2 separate regions of the Homo sapiens genome follow, and region 2 is linked to region 1. Evidence: read pairs that join two places in POLR2A ChIA-PET (ENCODE). Cell type or tissue: PC-3. All regions are shown on one strand. Region 1 overlaps ECE1 (endothelin converting enzyme 1). Region 2 overlaps ALPL (alkaline phosphatase, biomineralization associated).

What was found. ChIA-PET counts read pairs that join two places held together with the same protein. Peaks named below come from ENCODE experiments on the same cell type or tissue, not always from the same donor. Only the 100,000 strongest peaks of a DNase experiment are listed, where the experiment ranks them.
Region 2: POLR2A ChIA-PET joins it to region 1 with 5 read pairs; 2 of 35 experiments call an interaction of 5 or more read pairs at or near these places.

What each region holds. Positions count from the first base shown.
Region 1 is chr1:21,250,211-21,255,210 of GRCh38, forward strand. The region is part of intron 8 of ECE1 (endothelin converting enzyme 1); the gene reads right to left. Among named protein-coding and RNA genes, the nearest start is that of ECE1, 38 kb to the right of the region's middle. In PC-3, no CTCF peak of the experiment used is centred here; DNase peaks (open chromatin) are centred at 1,871 and 2,141; H3K27ac peaks cover 4,595 bases.
Region 2 is chr1:21,543,880-21,548,879 of GRCh38, forward strand. All of the region lies in intron 1 of ALPL (alkaline phosphatase, biomineralization associated), which reads left to right. Among named protein-coding and RNA genes, the nearest start is that of ALPL, 37 kb to the left of the region's middle. In PC-3, no CTCF peak of the experiment used is centred here; no DNase peak of the experiment used is centred here.

The sequences.
Region 1 (5,000 bases):
ATAAGTAGAATCAGGCAGTATTTGTCCTTTTGTGATTGGCTTATTTCGCTTAGCACAGTATCCTCAAGTAAAGTTGCATAACTTTTGTTCTGCTCTTGTTCTATTTTCCCCACACGTACTGCTATTTTTAGTGTGCGATTTTACAGAACACAAGGTTTTTTGGAATTATATATACTGCTACAGCAAAAATGCCTGTACATGTCGATCACTTAGATGGATATGTCTGGCATTTAGCAAGCAACTCATCAATATTGGCCATTACAATCTTTGTTCAAGGTCTCCCATGTATGTTCCTGGGCCTGTCCAATTCCAAATTCTCTTTTGTTTTCTTGAAAAAGGACAAAATGCAAGACAAAGGAGGTGAGAGAGGCTCCACATATGGCCTTCACATGGAAAAATCAATCAATAAAGTAAAATTGATCTGTAATGTAAGACCAGTCTATAGCCTGTTGGTATATACTGATGACACCCTCTGTGAGGGAGGTAGCCATAAACCCCCGCTTAACAGATGCTGAGGCCGGGCGCGGTGGCTCACGCCTGTAACCCCAGCACTTTGGGAGGCCGAGGCGGGCAGATCACGAGGTCAGGAAAGGGAGACCATCCTGACTAAGAGGGTGAAACCCCATCTCTACTAAAAATACAAAAAATTAGCCGGGCATTATGGTGGACGCCTGTAGTCCCAGCTACGCGGGAGGCTGAGGCAGGAGAATGGCATGAACCCGGGAGGCAGAGCTTGCAGTGAGCGGGGATCGCGCCACTGCACTCCAGCCTGGGCGACAGAGCGAGACTCAGTCTCAAAAAAAAAAAGAGATGCTGAATTTGCAGATGGGGTAAGGTGACTTTCCTGAGGTCACATAGTTAACTAGCCACTGTGGAGGTCTAAAACCCAGGTTCACTCATCTCTTTGGGTTTAAAAGGGCAACTCAGCTGCTGGGGAACAAGGACCTCAAAGGACAGGTGAATTTGTGAGGAGGGCAGGTCCTGAAGGCAGTGGCGTGCTGGTAAACAGTTAACAACTGCGCCGGGCACGGTGGCTCATGCCTGTAAATCCCAGCACTTTGGGAGGCCAAGACAGGAGAATCACCTGAGTCCAGGAGTTCAAGACCAGCCTGGCCAACATGATGAAACCCTATCTCTGCTAAAAGTATAAAAAAATTAGCCAGGCGTGGTGGTGCACGCCTGTAATCCCAGCTACTTGGGAGGCTGAGGCATGAGAATCACTTGAGCCTGGGAGGCGGAGGCTGCAGTGAGCCAAGATCATGCCACTGCACTCCAGCCTGGGCAACAGGGCGAAGCTCTGTCTCAAAACAAAAACAAAAACAAAACAGTTAACAACTGGCTCTCAGTTTCTGGGTAACTCTTCCCACCGTGGCTGATGGTAAAATACCTGCGGAGCTGGTAAGAGATGTGCGCAGCGGACTTGGGGGCCAGGGGGCTCCAGTGCATCCCTGCCAGCTAGGTGAGCTGGGAAGAGCCACTTGGGCTAAGAATGAGCTAAGAATGAGCAGACCTGGATCAGCATCCCCAGGAGGAACCAGCTCTGGGACCTCCAGCCTTTTTCCGTTCTTTCTCTAAAAAGGGGAAAACAGCCTCCCCTCCCAGAGCTGATAGATCTGTGCCTCTTATACCTGCTTGCCCAATAACCCTGAGTTTCTTTTCTCTTTACCTTGTCCTCTCTGCCCTCCTCCTGGTAGGAGGCCCTCAGGCAGGTAACCTCTGAGGCTAATCTTTAACATTTCTGTGACTACAAAAACTGGAGCTGTGCTTGTGAGATCCTCAAATAGGGTTCCACCATTAGAGCCACCTGACTGCATGACCTGTTGGCAAAGGCCTTGGGAAAATCGACAAGTTTACAAACTGTCAGTGTTTACACAGTGGACGAGAGCTCCATAAACTGCAGACAACTGGAACTCTCTGATCAAGGTACAGATATAAGACGGTGAGAAATCCCTGTGTACTCTTCAACACAACCCTGGCCCTTTAGGGAAAGCAGGTGTTCTGTGCAGGGAAGTTCCCATGACTGTCAGATAAGATGTGTTGAATACCAGGATTTTCACATTTTCCATCCTGGCTGCTTTAGTGAACTCCTATCTTAAACACATGTGCCTAGCTCCATCTCCATGGAGACGGCTGTTTTAACTGACTAGGACATTCCACTTGTGACTCACACCCTCTGGGGCACACCAGTGAGCTCCATTTTCCACACCTGCAGCCAAGGAGTACTGTGGGTCACAAACCAACCAATTCAAATAGGTTTGAAACTGGGAGAGAAGAGAAGAATGCTTCTGAGCTTCATCTCAGCTGGAGAAATGGGGTAGAAAATGGGGCTCAGGCCCAAACAGCCTTTGGCGTGAGGGTCCTAGAAAGGAAGGGGAAGGTCCTCAGGCCCCCAGAAGTAATGGAAGAGTGTCTGATTCACAGCTCTGAGTTCAGACTCTGCTGGGGACTAGCCTGGAAGCATTCTGTACCCCAGCAGGGCTAGCCTAGAACCACACTGTGAAACCTGGCGTGCTTTTCCCTAAGTTACCTGGAGTATGGGAAGAAAACCCCATTTCCAGACACCAGGGAACAAGACATTCTCTGTCCCAGAGTAGAATGAATCAAATTGATTTAGTGCTGGGTTCCTGGGTGACATCGCTAATAACAAAGGAATAGTAACAATAATGATGAATATAATATGTTATGCTTGTACTGGGTTGTGCAAATGAGTTTACTGAATGAACTCTCATCCTTTACCTCAACTTATTCTCCAACAACCCTGTGTGGCAGGCCAGGAAGAGATTCTTACTTAGAACACAGGCTTCAGGGGGCCAGGACTTCTTTATTATTTTATTTTATTTTATTTTATTTTATTTTATTTTTTTGAGACGGAGTCTCGCTCTGTCACCCAAGCTGGAGTGCAGTGGTGTGATCTTGGCTCAATGCAACCTCCGCCTCCTGGGTTCAAGTGATTCTCCTGCCTCAGCCTACCGAGTAGCTGGGACAACCGGCGCACACCACCACACCCGGCTAATTTTTGTATTTTTAGTAGAGACGGGGTTTTACCATATTGGTCAGGCTGGTCTTGAACTCCTGACCTCAGGTGATCCACCTGCCTCGGCCTCCCAAAGTGCTGGAATTACAGGCCTGAGCCACCATGCCCGGCCAGGACGTCTTTAAATGTCAGACATAATTTTAAAAATATGCATATATACCCATTTATTCTGGGAGATAGTCCATGGTTTTTGATCTGTTCTCAAAGGACTCTGTGACTTAAAGTTAAGAACCACAGGCCGGGCGCGGTGGCTCACGCCTGTAATCCCAACACTCTGGGAGGCCGAGGCGGGCAACTCACGAAGACAGGAGATCGAGACCATCCTGGCTAACACGGTGAAACCCGGTCTCTACTAAAAATACAAAAAAATTAGCCGGGCGTGGTGGCGGGTGCCTGTAGTCCCAGCTACTCGGGAGGCTGAGGTGGGAGAATGGCGTGAACCCAGGAGGTGGAGCTTGCAGAGAGCCGAGATGGCGCCACTGCACTCCAGCCTGGGCGAGAGCGCGAGACTCTGTCTCAAATTAAAAAAAAAAAAAGAACCACAGGCCAGGTGCGGTGGCTCATGCCTGTAATCCCAGCACTTTGGGACGCCGAGGCGGGTGGATTATGAGGTCAGGAGTTCGAGACCAGCCTGACCAACATGGTGAAACCCCGACTCTACTAAAAATACAAAAATTAGCCGGGCGTGGTGGTGCCTGCCTGTAATTCCAGCTACTCAGGAGGCTGAGGCAGGAGAATCGCTTGAACCTGGGAGGCAGAGGTTGCAGTAAGCTGAGATCATGCCACTGCACTCCATCCTGGGCGACAGAGCAAGACTTTGTCTCAAAAAAAAAAAAAAAAAAAAAAAAGAGGAACCACAGTCCCTTGTGAGGGCAAGGGCTATGTCTCATTTGTGTTCTGGCACACAGCTGGGGTGAGTGAACGAGCCAAGCCCATTTTACAAGGAAGGCAGCCAAATTCACATTAGAATTTAATCAGAAATATCTGTAAAAACTCGAGAGAATCCATATATTTCCTAAAGATCTTAATTGAACTTTGGGTACTTAGAACACAGAGGCTGTTTGGCCAGGCGTGGTGGCTCATGCTTATAATCCCAGCACTTAGAGCTCCAAGGGGCTTACAGTCCTCTGAATCTAAGCCCAGGGCTTGTGTACTACAAGCTGCTGAGTCTGCTAAACTCCCCCCACCTTGGCAGCTGTGCAGCTGGGAGGCAGGAAAAGCCTTTCTTCCTCTGCTTGGAAGAAGAGAGCAGAAGCAGTGGTGATAGGATGCCTGGGGGGAACCTGGTGGCCATGCTGGGCTGATGTGCTCAGGGCTCCTGTGCCTTCTCCGCTATTCCTGGCACAGACAGTTGGCATCATGGCCACGGTAGGGGGCTGAGGCACTGCGGGGGCCCCTCAGGCTGAGAAATCGGCTGGAACAAACCAAATTATAATGCACAAACAACATCACCCTCAGCCTCCTGGCCTCAGAGCAGGAAAAGAGTGCCAGATGGTATCTAACAGCAGCTGTTGATCTCCATCCTGGTCTGAGCAGCACCACTGAGCCTCAGGCCAGTTTCTCTGGGAGCTGAAGGGCAGCCAGCACCAGCAGGAGGCCAGGCTCCCCTGACCCTGATCGTGGGCCCTAGCACGGCCTGCATCTCCGCCTGGGACACCCAGTTGGCCTGGAAATGCTCATCTATCGTTAGACTCACCTTCCCTGACTTCTCCCCACCCCTGGCTCCCAGGGCCCGCTGCTTTTGCCCAAAGCACTCAGCAATGAGACAGGGTTGTTTCTAGCTGGTGTCCCCCACTAGCCAGGAAGCACATGAAGCGCAAGGTCCCAAGACGGACCCATATACACCTGTCAGCTGGAGGAGGGTAAAGGGCAGGGACCTAGTGTTCTTCCTGAAAGTAGAAGGAACGGACAACAGGTCAAATTCGGCTGGTCACAAGGTAAGGAAGGAGGGAGATGACACTCTGCG
Region 2 (5,000 bases), 290 kb after region 1:
TATTAGGCTGCTTGGTAGAGCCTTGGAGGGTGTCCTTGGAGCAGGCCTGGGAGCTGGGTGGGCTTGGATGGGGAAGGCCCCCGGCTGAGCTGAGGTGGAGAGAGCTTGGCACAGGGGTGTCCCTGGGTAGGTCCCACATGGAGGCCTGTGCAGGGCCTGGCCCAGTACCTGCCATCGATGTGACCTCTTCACCATGGCCAAGTGGACCTCCATTTTCTCACCTGTAAAGGGGGACAGCTCTGTCTCACTCTCAGGGTTGTTAATGAGGACACAGCAGGTCAGGTGTGTCACAGTCAGCACCTGGTGCACCGTAGTTCTTGAATGGGAAACCAATGTTAGACGCCAAAGGAAACAGTTTCGGAGGTGCAGGGACTGACCCAGCAACACACACCTGGGAAGTGGTGGAGCTTGGGCTTGGATCAGATTTGCTGGCTGTGTGACAGCTCACCCAGTGACTTCATTGCTAGGCCTTGGTTTCAAAATGTGGTGACTGAGAGTGGTGCTAAGGCCCTAAGTTTGGGTCACACTCTCACCTAAGTGAGAACCTGACCAAAAAGGGGGAATTTTAAAACAAAATTATGAGCTGGGCGTGGTAGCTCACACCTGTAATCCTAGCACTTTGGGAGGCCGAGGCATGTGGATTGCCTGAGCTCAGGAGTTCAAGAATAGCCTGGGCAACATGGTGAAACCCCGTCTCTACTAAAAAATACAAAAAAATCAGCTGGGCATGGTGGCATGCGCCTGTAGTCCCAGCTACTCAGGAGGCTGAGGCACGAGAATTGCTTGAACCTGGAAGGCGGAGGTTGCAGTGAGCTAAGACCGTGCCACTGCATGCCAGCCTGGGCGACAAAGTGAAACTGTCTCAAAACAAAAACAAAATTATGAGAGGCTGTTGTTTTGGACTAAATGCATACACTAGGCCCCAAGAGACCAGACGAAACCTAAATAGAGTCACTTGTGCTAAATGTGATATCATCAAACTAAAACTTTAAAAAGAACACATAAATGCTAAAACCAGGTTTTGTTTTGTTTTTTTTTCTTGTAAACAGGACATTCCAACATTAAAAAAAATACCCTCTAACCCTTAAAAAAAATAACCTAAAGTCTTTATTCCCACCTTACAAAACCCACTGTCCTACTGTTTCCCAGTGGGTTTCGAGACCAAATAAGTACATTTACAATGGTGATAGTGACATCAGTGACTCGTTTTGGTCAATGTCTCAAAATTTAAAAAATAACTAAAAGAAGGGAATTATTAAATCAAATCTAGCCTAATGCTGCCTTCTTACATATTTTAAGTTCAGCCTAGCAGTTTCTCTACATTGTAAACTATAAGAAATAGAGGTGTAAACAGACTATAGCCTACACTTGTGCCAATCACCAAGTTTTGGGGGTTTTTTTGTTTTTGTTTTTGTTTTTGTTTTTTTTTAAGACAGAGTCTCACTCTGTCGCCCAGGCTGGAGTACAGCATTGTAATCTCAGCTCACTACAACCTCCGCCACCCGGGTTCAAGCGATTCTCCTGCCTCAGCCACCCAAGTAGCTAGGATTACAGGCGCCTGCCACCATGCCCAGCTAATTTTTGTATTTTTAGTAGAGACAGGGTTTCATCATGTTGGCCAGGCCGGTCTCGAACTCCTGACCTCAGGTGATCCACCCTCCTCAGCCTCCCAAAGTGCTGGGATTACAGGAGTGAGCCACCATGCCCAGCCACCAATTACCAAGTTTTAGCCAATCAAATGTCGCCAACTGTTCAAACCGTGTTCAAATGACAAGTGCTAAGCTGTAACCAATCTGACTGCACCTCACTTTCCTTTTCTGTTCATAAATCTTCTTCTACTAAGTGGCTGCGCTGGTTCCTACTCCGGCTCAGGAGGCTGCCTAATTTGCAGATCGTTCATTGCTCAATTAAACTCTTTTAAATTTATTTTTTTATATTTTATTTTATTTTATTTTGAGACAGAGTCTCGCTCTGTTGCCAGGCTGGAGTACAGTGGCACGATCTCAGCTCACTGCAACCTCTAACTCTCTAGTTCAAGCGATTATCCTGCCTCAGCCTCCCGAGTAGCTGGGATTATAGGCACACACCACCATGCCCAGCTAATTTTTGTATTTTTAGTAGACACGGGGTTTCATCATGTTGGCCAGGATGGTCTCGATTTCCTGACCTCGTGATCCACCCACCTCAGCCTCCCAAAGTGCTGGGATTGCAGGCAATTCTTTTAAATTTAATTCAGCTGAAGTTTTTCTTTTATCAATAGGGCTAATAATCCCCACCCTGCCAGTATCACTAGGATGTTGTGAGGATCTGACGCAATTTGAGTTACGGGAATGTTGAGAAAGAAAAGGGCGTAATGGAGTAACGAGATTAGTTTTCCTGTTATGGTGAGGTCAGTGGCCTTTCTGGGGTCAAGAAGAGGGGACTTTCCTTGGCACCAAGAGGGTAAAAGTGTCTCCTCCTGACCTTGGGTATTTTGGACCATGGGATCTGAGGTGTACCAGGAGACAGGAAGTGTGATCAGAAAAGGCCTGGTCTAATGGTGCACAGCTGTGCATATCCAAGTGGCTTGACCTCTCTGGGCCGTTTCTGAATCTGTGAGATGGGAATCATAACCACTCTCCTGACTTCACAGGATGTTTTAGGAGAGATTGGATCTGGGTTGGGGAGACAATTTTGGAAGCAGAAAAGGCCCCTCCGTGCTGGCAACAGCTCGTCCACCTCCAGCCTGTGTGTGCTGCCTCCTGGGTGACTGCTGGCTTTAGGCCAGCGCCTGGCAGGGCTTCACTAAAGCCTCCGTAGGCTGCTGCTATCTCAGTTCTGAGGTACGGGCCGTGGAGACCCCCAGATTTGGGCTTAAATCCCAACTCCACCATTGCACCTCTGAGCCTCTGTTTCTCTGCAAATGGGGATACTAGTCCCTAGCCCAGATGGGGCCTGGTACACAGTTGGTGCTCAATAAGAGCAGTTCGTCTTCTTCTGAGCATGGGTGCATCCCTCTGGCTGGGGTAAGCACCAACTCAGATTTCTAGGCCCATAGATGGGCTGGAACAGCTGCTGCTGTTAGGGGAAAACCTACTGTGTTACTAGCCAAGGGGTTCCCTTCCATGTTTTTGCCCCACAGGGCACCTGGCACAATGTCTAGCATACAGTAGGTGCTTTGTCCACACTGGCTGGTCAGTTACCTCCAAGCTGACAGAAACTCTGTCCCGTTCCCGACTGTTTCCATAGAACCTAGCACAGAGATACTCAGCAGGTGCTCTGTAGGTGTTTGGGAGTGAGGAATGAATGAACAAAGTTGAATGAACAAGCATCGGGCCCTCCCCCGGGGCTCAAATGGGAGAGAGGAGCTTCGTAGCCTGCTCCCCCTCCCACCCCAGCACCCCGTTTCATCCCTTCTGACTAATCCACAAAGATTAACCCAGGGATAAAGCGGGTCACGGCCACTGACCCAGGGCTTTGGAGCTAGTGTGACCGAGTGTGTGCAGGGCGTGGTGGCTGCTCCCAGGGGCCCTCTTTGCCCCAAGATGGCCCTCCTGTCCCCCATCCTGGATGTGGTCCTCACGGTGGCCCTCAGCCTCCTCCTCCTGGGGCTGATCCTGGGCCTCCTTTGTTTCTTCACTTGCCGCCTGGCCAGGCCGCTCAGGTAGGGGAACTCAGCTGGCCTGACTCCCCCTGCATCCCGCCAAATTCCCTGCCCTAAGCTCGTTCAGCTTCCATTTGTTCTCGTGAGATGGAGCAAGCGGGGCACTCATTTCTCTTACTCTTCATGGTGGGGAAACCAAGGCCCGGAGAGGTTGAGCCCTGGCGTCAGCCTGGGCTTAAATGGCGCATAGTCGAAGACTAGCCAAACCCTCTGTTGGGTTTCCTAAGCTACAAAACGGGGGCTCTTCATCCATATTGTGAGATCAGGGATGTAAACAGCATGGGGCTGAGTGGAACATGAGGGCCTAAGAAATGGTAGTGACACGTTTGTCCCATTCTTCTATCATTTGCCCCAGATCTTCTGAGACCCAGCCCAAGGCTGGCTTTTTGCCCCACTCCAGGATGCTCCCGGGCCCTCTGCCTGGGTTGCTGAATCAGTCCTCAGAGCTAAGGCCTGCCTGGCTCCTCAGCCCCCTGCACTGAACTGCCAAGTAGCTGCTCCTCTGGCGCCACAGCCTAGCCGGGGCTTCTGCACTGGCCATGCGTAATCAGGCTACGGAGGAGCCGGGAGCCTGGCAGAGAAGGGAGGGAGGGGGTGGCGATGGGGCTGACACACACCCGGAGGCCCCATTTTAAGCTGGCAGACATTGGCAGAGGGTGGTGGGCAGCCGGGGCCCCCACAGCCCCAAACTGGGCCCCTCCGCTTCCAGGGCTGCCACAGAGCAGCCAGGAGCCTCTGCGAGGGGGAGGGGTCCTAGGGGTGGGGCCAGCAGGGAGGCTCTGGGTTCTGAAGGCTTTCCCAGGTCCCCACCCTCTCCTTGTCCTGAGCGGAGGCTATGGGAGAAGGCACCTGCCTCCAGGCCAAGCCTATCTCAATGCCTATCCCTGGGGCCAAAATTCAGAGCATCCCAGCCTGAACTGGTGGCACTTATGGAACTGCTACCATGTGCAAGGGCTCGGGATGCAGAGATGGGTAAGATGTTGGTCTTTACGTTCACAGAGCTTCAGGCTAGCAGGGAGGAGAGACAGACCAATAACCGGAAGAATAATCATGTGGGGCTGGATGAGCCTTTCAGTGCTCCCGGGTCACTACACTTTTATTTTTCTTTATTCGCTCACCTGTTTTGGACCCTCAGTGCAGAGAGAGTGGGATACGTTATCTCACTTAGCACATGACATACCCAAATAAGCTCTCAGTTCTTGTTTTGTTTATTCATTTTTTCCTTTGTCCCTGCTCCCTGCCTCCCCACTGCCATTCCCACAGCTCACCGAAGTCCCTATGCTAATGTACTTAATATGGCCTTGGAGTTGTAAGTGTCCTTGTACGTTACACAGCATTCTGTCCGTGGGGGTGGTTT